Linked DNA regions of Homo sapiens: region 1 is linked to region 2. Evidence: chromatin loops called from intact Hi-C (ENCODE). Cell type or tissue: prostate gland. All regions are shown on one strand.

Region 1 (5,000 bases), 530 kb after region 2:
CTGAAAGTATCAAAAGCTTTATCTCTGTATAGGCAGTGTCCCAAGTTTGTCAAGTATTGGAACGATGCTGTACTTAAGGTAGCTAGAACAGAGGGGCCGAGTATTGAGCTGAATCTGTAATGAGCAAGTCATGGTCCTATCACCAGTGTTTTTCAAAACAGACTTCTGATAAGCCATGGCCAGGTCTATTATAGACCTGGTAGGCAAAGAAGCAATTGGTATAAGAAAAAATGTCACCATGGCACAGCAAGATTTCCCTTTGAAGACAATGAGATTGATCACATAATGAGATTCTAAGCATTATAGATGGTGGTGAGCGTGCCTAACTGAGTTCCTGTCTCCACAAGGGCTGCCCTGACCACCAAACCTTGGGTGTACCTCTGAGGAAAAGGTGGGGAAAGGAAAGCCATTTTCACACACTTGTACTCTAATCTCATTGTGCCCTTTTCACTACTTGTTTTCTGGTTCAATAATAAACTGAAATTACCAGCAACCTTAGACCAACAAATCAAAAGCATCTTCATATCACCCAATCCTTAGGGAACCAAAAGCCAGCCAGCCCCAGGAAGCTCTGCAGAGCTATGTGGAGATTGCTTTGGGCCTGTTTTATCACAACTCAGTACTCCCATAAATATCTTTAATTTCAAAAGCAAACTTACAATTTAGCACTTTAGTTGAAACATTGATGGGACTTACTTCCATCGTTGTATAAATAGCTCATCCTGAAAAATGTCTTCTTTGTTTATTTAATAAACTTTAATTTATCCAAACAAGAGAGGCAAGAGAAAGTGGTGCCCTCCCATAAAAGAGGCCAAATTTAAAAGGAAAACGTATTAATAGATTCTAGAATATATTTTGAAATATCTGTCTTTCCTAAATATTCCTAAACATTTATAATTTTCCCCCTACTAGCCGTTTCTTACTGCATGTTTTAAAGATGTTTTTAAAGAGAAAAATTGGTGAAGAATGTATTTCTCATGGTTGAAAGGGTGCCACAATGCAAGCTCTATAAAGACTCCAGTAGCAACTGTTAAGAAACACAGCTATCAGAGCACCAGAAGAAATTACGGTACATTAATAGATACATAAATGATTCAAACAACATCAATGACAAGATTTTTTTTTTTTTTTTTTTAATGTCAGCTCAGCATCCAGCTCTAGTAAAGAGTGACACTTTCTTGGCTAATGTGAACAACAAAAAACTACAAAACCCTGTTTCATAGTGGGTTAGGAGAACTAATTCTTGATAATCTCATCCCTTGAAGACAAGGTTCCTTACTTCAAGAGCTAGGAGAAACAGAATCCAAGCAGACATTATTAGCATAATTTTATATAGAACATTTTTAGCTTTGTATATAAATGTGAATTTCTCATCTTGGAATGTATATTTTTCTCTCAACTTGTTCCATTTATAGCTAAGAACAAAACAGGGGGTCTTGTATAGTAATGTGTAGGAAAAATATAAAGGAATATAGTTGACAGTGCCAAGTCAAACAGACATTCAGAGTCACATACATATCAAACCTTCTTATGGGAATAAAAAACAGTGACATCTTCTATTATCATGTTTTTCCTCCCAGGTGGAGCAATGAGGAGCCTGGAGTATTTGGTGACCTACACTGAAACTCACATTGGAAGGGCTTCCTCCCCTGAAAGGGTCTCCTTTTCTTTCTCTGAAGTTCCTGCTGCAGATAACTGAGTGTAGGCTCAGAGAGGTGCGGTGTGGGACAGAGAAAGGGAAAAAACCCTTTCTTCACACTCGTGCTGCTCTGAATGCGGACCATCTGTGCCCCCAGCTGGAGCGCCGGCAATGGTCTGGCACTTGAACCACACCATATTTACAGATCTAAACACAAATGGCTACTGCCTGATTGTTTCATGATTCATTAGTCAGACAAGCTCTCCTCTCCCGCCAGCACAGCTGTTACAGAGTAAACCTTTGTCACTTAATAGGCCTGATTATTACTTTCCATCAAAGGTATTGATCTGTGTCACCTCTACTTAAGGGAATGGGGGAGAAGAAAAGAGGGGAATAAAATGTACCAGGAAAACAGGAACCAGAAGAAGAAGGAGGAGAGCAAGCCAGGGGCATTAGGCGAGATCGGCGACAGTGGCTTCCTCCCTTGCTCTGTCCTGCGTGCCCTGAATATCTGGATTCGTGACTGGCTTTCTTGGGAAGAAGAGCCATGCCTCACATGGCGGACAGCCCTGCGCCCCCGAGACCACCGCAGTCACAAACTCTGACCACGCAGATCATTGCTCAACCGCGGGCGCAGGGTGAACTGAACCGGAAATCTGTATCAATTAATAAACCACGCCAGTGTGCAAAGAAAGTACAGGCTCTGGAGGGAATTTTTTATAGCTCCTTTAATTATCTCCTTTTGTTTAACAAATAAAGTGAAGCTATAACCCTGGGCTGTTCCCTGCCTGAGACGCAGGGCAGTCGCCCCTCTCGAGAGGTGCTCCTGCCTGGCTGCCAGGCGGCACAGAGCGAGCACGGGCCGCGTGGACGCCAGCTTGGCACCCTGCCGGCGCCTGCATGCTCTCCTTCTCTAGCGCACTGCCCTGGCTCTTTTCATCACTTTCCTCACTTTTTCCTTTCTTAAAAAATACTCAAAGAAACACAAAGCAGGAGGATTTCTTGGGTAGGAGAAGACAAAGGCTCTCAGAAATTAGAGTAACTCCATAAAAATCCAGGTAAAGATTCTCACCAACATCACCACCATAGCAATTATTTGAGAAGCACGAAATTTAAAAAGGGAGACCAGAAGCATCTATCCAGCTTTCTGATTCGCCTACCAGCAAAGGAAACCCAGAGAGACTAGGAAACCTCCTCCTGTCACACAGCTTTTAGGGTGGTGCACCTGAGTCTGAGAGAAAAGTCCCCTACTAATCAGTTCAGAGCTCTTTCCGTTCTATCAACCAGCCTTCCAAAAACCAGCATCCCAATTCAGACCGCAATGCTTTTAACTAATATTGTAGTTCCCACAGCCCTATAAAAAAAAAAAGATCATAAAAGAATGAGACCTTTGTTCAGAGCTTGTGGAATTAACCTCAGTATAGTCACACTTTTGCAACTATATTCATATCATACAGGAACGCCTGACTTCATATAGTACACATATGTATATGCATGGATATTATACACAAGGAACCCCAATGCATCCATGCATGAAAAATCGGCCTTGCTCTTACAACTACTTAAGAGCTCCAGCCCTCTGAGATTCCAACAGAGGCTAGTTCCCTTCTCTTTTGTCTCCATACACTCATTGTAACTGTTACCCAAATCTAGTATATTAATGAGATCTTTATGACTCTTTTCCCCCAGAGCTCATCCTCCAATTGTAAGGACATCGTCCATCCTAGTTCACAAAAGGTCAGCAGCTTTGCTAAGTACATCACTGCTTGTTTTATGGTGTTCACCACAGATGACAGATTGACTATCCTGAACATTGGGATTTTCCACGTGTGATTGTCAACAGAAGCAAGAGACAAGGCTCACCCTGCCAACTCAGTCCATTCAGAAGGGAATGGTCAGAACACGGTTTGCTTACGTTTCTATTTCCAAAGACATTGTTAATGAGTACAGCATTGATATATGAATGGGCTGTGACCCTGGGGAGCTGAACAGCCCATTTCATACTTACTTTACTCTCAGTAGGCCCCTTGCCAAGGGTACGATGCAAATGGCTTGAGAGTACTTCTGATCCAGTCCAGATTTTACTGAGTAATCTGGCAATGAAAGACCCTCTGTCCCATTTCTATGCCTATAGTTCTCTAGGTGGTTTGATTGTTATACTTGATATCCATGTCCAGTACCATCTAGACTTCTCGCCTTCCTTCTTCCTAGTTCCCAAATGGCAATGGGAATTTTACTTCTTGGAGCAAAATATAAATGAGGCATGTAGTGTGTATTTCAGTACCCTTAAAAAATGTTCCACTGAAATTTTATCCTTAATTATTTCATCAAAAACAGAATGCAGATATGGAAGCAAATGAAATCTTACTAATAGCCAACTTTCAGCTTTGGAGCTTTCCAAATCAGAGTTTCTTTTTGTAAGTTATGTCTATCAGTTGACAGGACCAATATGATTTTACATGGGTACAGTTTGCCAAACAGGAACTCCACATAATATAGTGCACTTGAAATTCATATAAAAGAAAGCTGTCAGCAAGTGAAAACATTAAAATAAAGGGCATTTGTTCTTAACAGGGAAGGAAAATCAGCTTATAACCACAAAAAGGAAACTGATTGGCAAGAACTCATGTCAAAATGCCAAAGTACTAAAAATACACTTTGATATTTGCTCTGCTTATATTCCACTTGATAATTTGGCTTTGAATCTAAATATGCATTTCTCCCAGCATATCAACAAAATGGACCTTACCTAGAAATCTACGTATGGTGACAAAGAGCACTTGGAAGTATGCTCTATTTAAAAAAAAAAAAAATCCTTAAATTTTTTTAAAGACATCTGACCAATGGTTGAAGGAGCTTAAAAAATCTTGGTGAGGCAGGAAGTATAGGTATACTCTCTGCACTTTACAGGTGGGATTCTGATGTGTTAATAAGTTCAAGATAGAGAAATATCATCAAACAATTTTTTCACAACATATTTAAAGCTCCTACATGTGGGTATCCACTATGTGGAATGCAAAAAAGCTGTGATCAGAACTCCAGGAAGACCTACATGATTGTATACAAAAACAAATATCACTAGAAAAACAATGTCCAAGATCATCCCAAGGCCTTTGTCTTTGGAAGCATGGGAGAAAATCAACTTTCTGCCTTCCAGTGTGCTCACATATTCTGGAGGTAGCCATGCAGAATGGGCTTGAGTCTGGGTACTTTCTACCCAGAGTAAAATAAAACATACATGTGCAGTCAATTAAAACAATGTGCCTTTATAAATAGGCATAACACTTGTTCTTACATAGCTACATTACTTAACTAAATATACATTGAACAGCTGGGACTAAAACCCAAAAAATACACATAG
Region 2 (5,000 bases):
CTGGCATATAAACTGATTTGGCATTTATTTTTACTCAAATATGTGTGAAAAACATTAGAGAAAAATCAGCAAAAAAGGATTTTCTCTCTTAAACAAAATTAAAATTAGGGATATTAGAAATTAGCCATATCCAAAAATCATTGTAGTTTAATACTCAGAAATAATGACTGATACTTTTATCCACACCTAACTTTCAGTGAACTCATAGTAAGAAATAAATGAAACCTCGGCGAAGCTATTAGGACATGTCATTTGAGAAAGCAATACCTGACCTTTGGGATTATATGAGATACTCCAGTGTCTTTGTAATACAGTCCCCTTCTTCTGCTTAACTTTGTTTGAGTACAATTTGTCATTTGCAAACAAAAAGAATACCAACCGACAAACTGGAATAGTGAGATTTCCCATGCAGATTTCTAAGGTTTGGGTCATTTTTTTGAAAAGGGATTGGCACACAGTAGGCATTTCATAAATGGTGGCTGTTAATGGCAGAGTAAATTGATCATCCTAGGTTGACATTATGTGTTTTATCCTCAATGAAATAAAGGCAATGGCTATTTTGTAATGTTGGAACCACAGAAAGAGTGACAGATTGGTGAGGGATGAGGACATTGGATGTAGAAACAAAATTAATGCTGGTGGTCAAAAGATGGCAGATGTTAAAGCTGTGTCACTGTCATGTCCCAGTCAGCTATGCTGCCATGTTAATTCCAGGTGTAGCTGTTTAACAACACACAGTGCCTTCAACTACGGTTAGGGTTAAAGTTATGTACAGAATGAGACTCAAACTGAGTTTAATTCTAAAAAAATTTGATTTAATAAAGGCTCTCTTGTAAAATTTATATATAAAACTAATAAACGTTTAAGCTAACTTCCAAGAAAAATGTTAATTCTTTGTTAAAAATTGGAATAATTGGCATTCTAATAATAAACAATCTATTAAAAAACTCGTTTAGGGTAAGAGAGACTATCCCATAATAGGATTAGGCCAGTCATGTTGAAAATAAGCGAACAATATTTCTATTTATTTATTTATTGAGATAGGATCTCACTCTGTCGCCCAGGCTGCAGTGCAATGGTGTGATCTCGGCTCACTGCAACCTCCACCTCCTGGGCTAAAACCATCCTCCCCCCTCCACCCCCCAAGTAGCTGAGACTACAGGCATGCACCACCACACCTGGGTGTATTTTTTGTAGAGCTGGGATTTTGGCATGTTGCCCAAGCTGGTCTTGGACTCCTGGACTCAAGCGATCTTCCTGCCTCAGCCTCCCAAAGTGCTAGGATTATATGTGTGAGCCAGTGCACCCAGCCATATTTTACTTTTATTCATTGATTTAAATTAATGAAAAGTTGAACTATAATTATTTTATAAAGACATGAGGTTAAAAATCAGGTATCTAAACTCAAAAGCAACTAAATATTAATCTTGTCTGTACACAGGACTTAATAATATGATTTAACTATGCATATGAAAATATAGCACATACAAACCTGTCCACATGAATGAGTTCAAATTGTCACCCCTAAAACTGTCTTTATGCTCTGAGAAAAAAAAAGTATAAAATAAGAAATACACGCTTAAGGGAAAAAATAGTGTGTGATAAACCATGATAATAGATAAACGCGGTTATGATCTCTGTCACACATTCTCATCACAGTCATGTAGACATTTGTGGTTTAATTGTGTTACAATCATCTTTATATTAAAAGGTTGAAGACTGAGTGTAGATATTTTTAATCAAAGAATTTTACCTTAAATAGAAGGAATGACATATACTTGTATGCACATGATGACTGACATCTCTAGTTCCTTTCCGAAAATAAAGCATCTGCTGTCATAATTTGAAAAATAAATAAGCAAAATGTCTGCATTTTGGAGGATACATGAGCAACGCACTGAAAGCATCCCTCTATAGTTTACATCTAGTACAATTTCCAATCAGTAGAGGGCTCCCTCGTCTGTGCAAGGCCCACAGTAAAAATGCACAGTCTATACATGCAGCAGTCACACATCATGTGCGTGTTCGCGCACACACACACACACACTCTGTCTCTCTCTCACACACACCATCTAGATTAATAAAGCTGTCAATTTTCATTGTTTTCAAATCACCTTTAATATCAGTTGAGTTTAAAGCTTAGGGGAAGGAACACACAGGCAGCACCCATTGGCAATATGTTAGAACATTCTCTACCTAAAAATACAGATAGGTGTTTACAAGTTTTCTTCATTTCGCTGTGACATTCCTCAGCTCTGATGTGCATTTGGCTGCTTTCCTGAATTCACACATCTCTCTGCTCATGTGCTTGTGCATTTTGCAGAAGTGTCACTACCCAAGCTTTGCAAAATAACGAACTCAATCTTCTAAGTGACTTTGCTGAGGCTATGTCTTTATTATGCCCTCCAAAACTTGAGAGTCAAAAATAAAAATTAGAAAAATGAAGCAACTAGTAATGTTTGCTTTTGACTGAAGTCACTGAGTCCAGCTGTATTTTTTCCCACTGAAAAATAGATGAAGACATCCTAACTGGGTTGAGTTTTATTTGGGATTTTTTTCCCCTCTCCTTGGCCCGTAGGCTAGCTGATTCACTGATGCACAGTGAAAATGCCAAGAATATGCAAACCTCTCTGGGGTAGAAATTTGTAACAGAAAGGGAATTTCTGGCGGTGTAAAAGCAGGGCTGGAATAATCTCAGACTGTACCCCCAGGCCAGTTTTCGTGATACAGTTAAAAACTGGTTGGGCCGCCGGCAGAATCAACTGTTTAAACATCTTGCTGATTGTTTATGGTAGTTGCCCAATAGATGCTTAAAAACATTGGTTTTCATGGACTTCTGGTGGAAACCTCTTATACCCAGCTGATCCTAGGTTATTATTCATATATTTGCTCAGTAGCCAGATCCAAGAATTCATCTGGAAACTCTCAAAGGAGAGAGAAGAGAAAGAGTCTATGATTTTTCAATTCTAGAATCACCATGTCTGAGAAATTTTTCTTGCTCACTCTTTAATGCTCCCCAGAAGGCCCTCTGCTTAATAATCTCACCAGTTTCTTTATATGTCATATATTTCCATTGTCTACTCTAGCCTGCAGTTTAAAATGGGGACATTTTGAAAGGAATGTGCTGCTTTTTGCCCTTTATCCCACTTGCTCTTGCTGAAGTTCAACCTTGAAATGCCTCATCCCATTAGCTATATGCTTCCGGGCATTTCCAGAAGGCATCTCACATATGCTTGAAACAGGTCAGTCAGCTCTCAGGTGACAACTACGAGATACAACAACAACTTTGGTTCAGGATTAGGAAGCCTGATTATGCCACAGATCTGAACCTTGTTGAGCAATCCAAAACTCCTTCCAGTGAAGCAGATATTTTGATCTCCTCTCCAAAGCTTGTGTTGATCTCTCCATTGGTTTCAAAACTGGAGTGGAAGAAAGAAGCATGATTAATCCTAACTATCTCGGCTCTCCAATCTCAACAGCTATGTACTATGATGTTCATAAAGAAACTAAGATTCAGAGAGGTTAAGCAACATGCAAAAATCATCCATTAGTAAGCGACAGCCCCAGAATTCAAATCCACGCTTTCTAAGTCTTAATCCTGTGCTTGTTTCACGGCTCCTGTAACATTAGATAAGAAGCTTACCCTTGCTCTGCAAGGGTTCATATAAAGATTAGGATACTTCTGCCTATAAAACATGAGATAAAAATATAATGGCCTCATAGACTGAAACGATACACAATTCTAAATAAAAATCAATTCTTTATTTTGATATTCAAAGTCACCTACTCTTTATGACCACTACCCTCATTGCAAATGCCCCTATTCTGATGTGCTTTTCCATTAAATAAGATTTACACCATCCTTCTTTGGAGCCTTTGCTCATGCAGACCTTCTCACATTCCCTCTATTTTATTTCTCATTCATCCAATTCTCATTCATGCTTCAGAACCTTGCCTCTAACACCTTTCACCAATTAGCTCAGGTTTTCCTCTGACAGCTATTGTTGTAAACCTCTCAATTTGCATTTATGCATTCTTCATGTTATTTGGGAATTTTGCAAGTGGATATACAATTTTCACATGTCTGGATAGTAATCTCTTGAGATTATGAGTAGTCTTCACTATATATGTAGATATTAAGTGAGCTTATTTATATCAGATATAGACCATACAATCTCATCACTTATAGATGCTTTTTCACTGTATTGATAGATTAATGCTCCCCTTTAAACATACCTCTAAACTACTCAAACTCTATAAATGTATCTCCATATATCCCTGCAATTCTCTTTTTGAAACTAGAACAAATTAAGGGAATTGTTTCTAAAAATTTGAGCTTGAGGTAGAAAAGAGGAAGATGAAAAAATAATAAGTAACATTTTAAACTTTTTCTTACTCTGTTCTATATTCAGAAAATGTTTTAATGATACAATTTTGACATCAGTAGCAAGACAAATTTCCTTTCTTTTAATCACCAAGTCAAAGAATATTTCCATTGAGCTGGTTTCAATGAACAGAGAACTCATATATTTCCACTGACTAACAAAGGAATATTGACATCAAACATATATATTTAATTATGGATGAATATCAATACATGAGCATGGAGTCCTTAGGAAAATTACAAATGCCGAAGTACTTTGTAGAGTATTGCATAACTGATTTTATCAGGCAGAATAGCGGATGGATCTTATGCTCTAAATATTTAAATTTTGGGGACAACAAGTTTTCTTTCATGGTCATCATTTTTAGAAATCTTTCTATAACTTAGGGAAGTGTTATAAATAATACAGAGTGGGAATATCCTAGGGAGAAATGAGAATTTCTGATTCTAAGAGGGACAGTAAATAATTTCATCTCATGTACCAAATCTGAGTGGTTGGCAGTGGCTGTCGAGACTTTAGAGTGCTATGTTGATGAGGATTCTGGGTCTGGGGCCAGGCTCTGTCATGTCATGAGTGATTAGTAATGTTTGCAATAAATGCAGAATTGTAAGGGAA

Evidence for each region. Peaks named below come from ENCODE experiments on the same cell type or tissue, not always from the same donor. Only the 100,000 strongest peaks of a DNase experiment are listed, where the experiment ranks them.
Region 1: it touches region 2 in a loop (3-fold over the local background); 50 of 110 quality-filtered maps call a loop at or near these places.

The regions. Positions count from the first base shown.
Region 1 is chr4:79,047,527-79,052,526 of GRCh38, reverse strand. All of the region lies in intron 2 of LINC01088 (long intergenic non-protein coding RNA 1088), which reads right to left. Among named protein-coding and RNA genes, the nearest start is that of LINC01088, 78 kb to the right of the region's middle. In prostate gland, no CTCF peak of the experiment used is centred here; DNase peaks (open chromatin) are centred at 2,176 and 2,496; H3K4me3 peaks cover 678 bases; H3K27ac peaks cover 1,908 bases.
Region 2 is chr4:79,573,560-79,578,559 of GRCh38, reverse strand. LINC00989 (long intergenic non-protein coding RNA 989) reads right to left here. Exons shown (of 4, transcript NR_038826.1): 4 at 2,100-3,419. All of the region lies in intron 1 of LOC107986294 (a long non-coding RNA gene), which reads right to left. Among named protein-coding and RNA genes, the nearest start is that of LINC00989, 83 kb to the right of the region's middle. In prostate gland, a CTCF peak has its summit at 1,945 (motif pointing right); a DNase peak (open chromatin) is centred at 1,972; H3K27ac peaks cover 1,456 bases.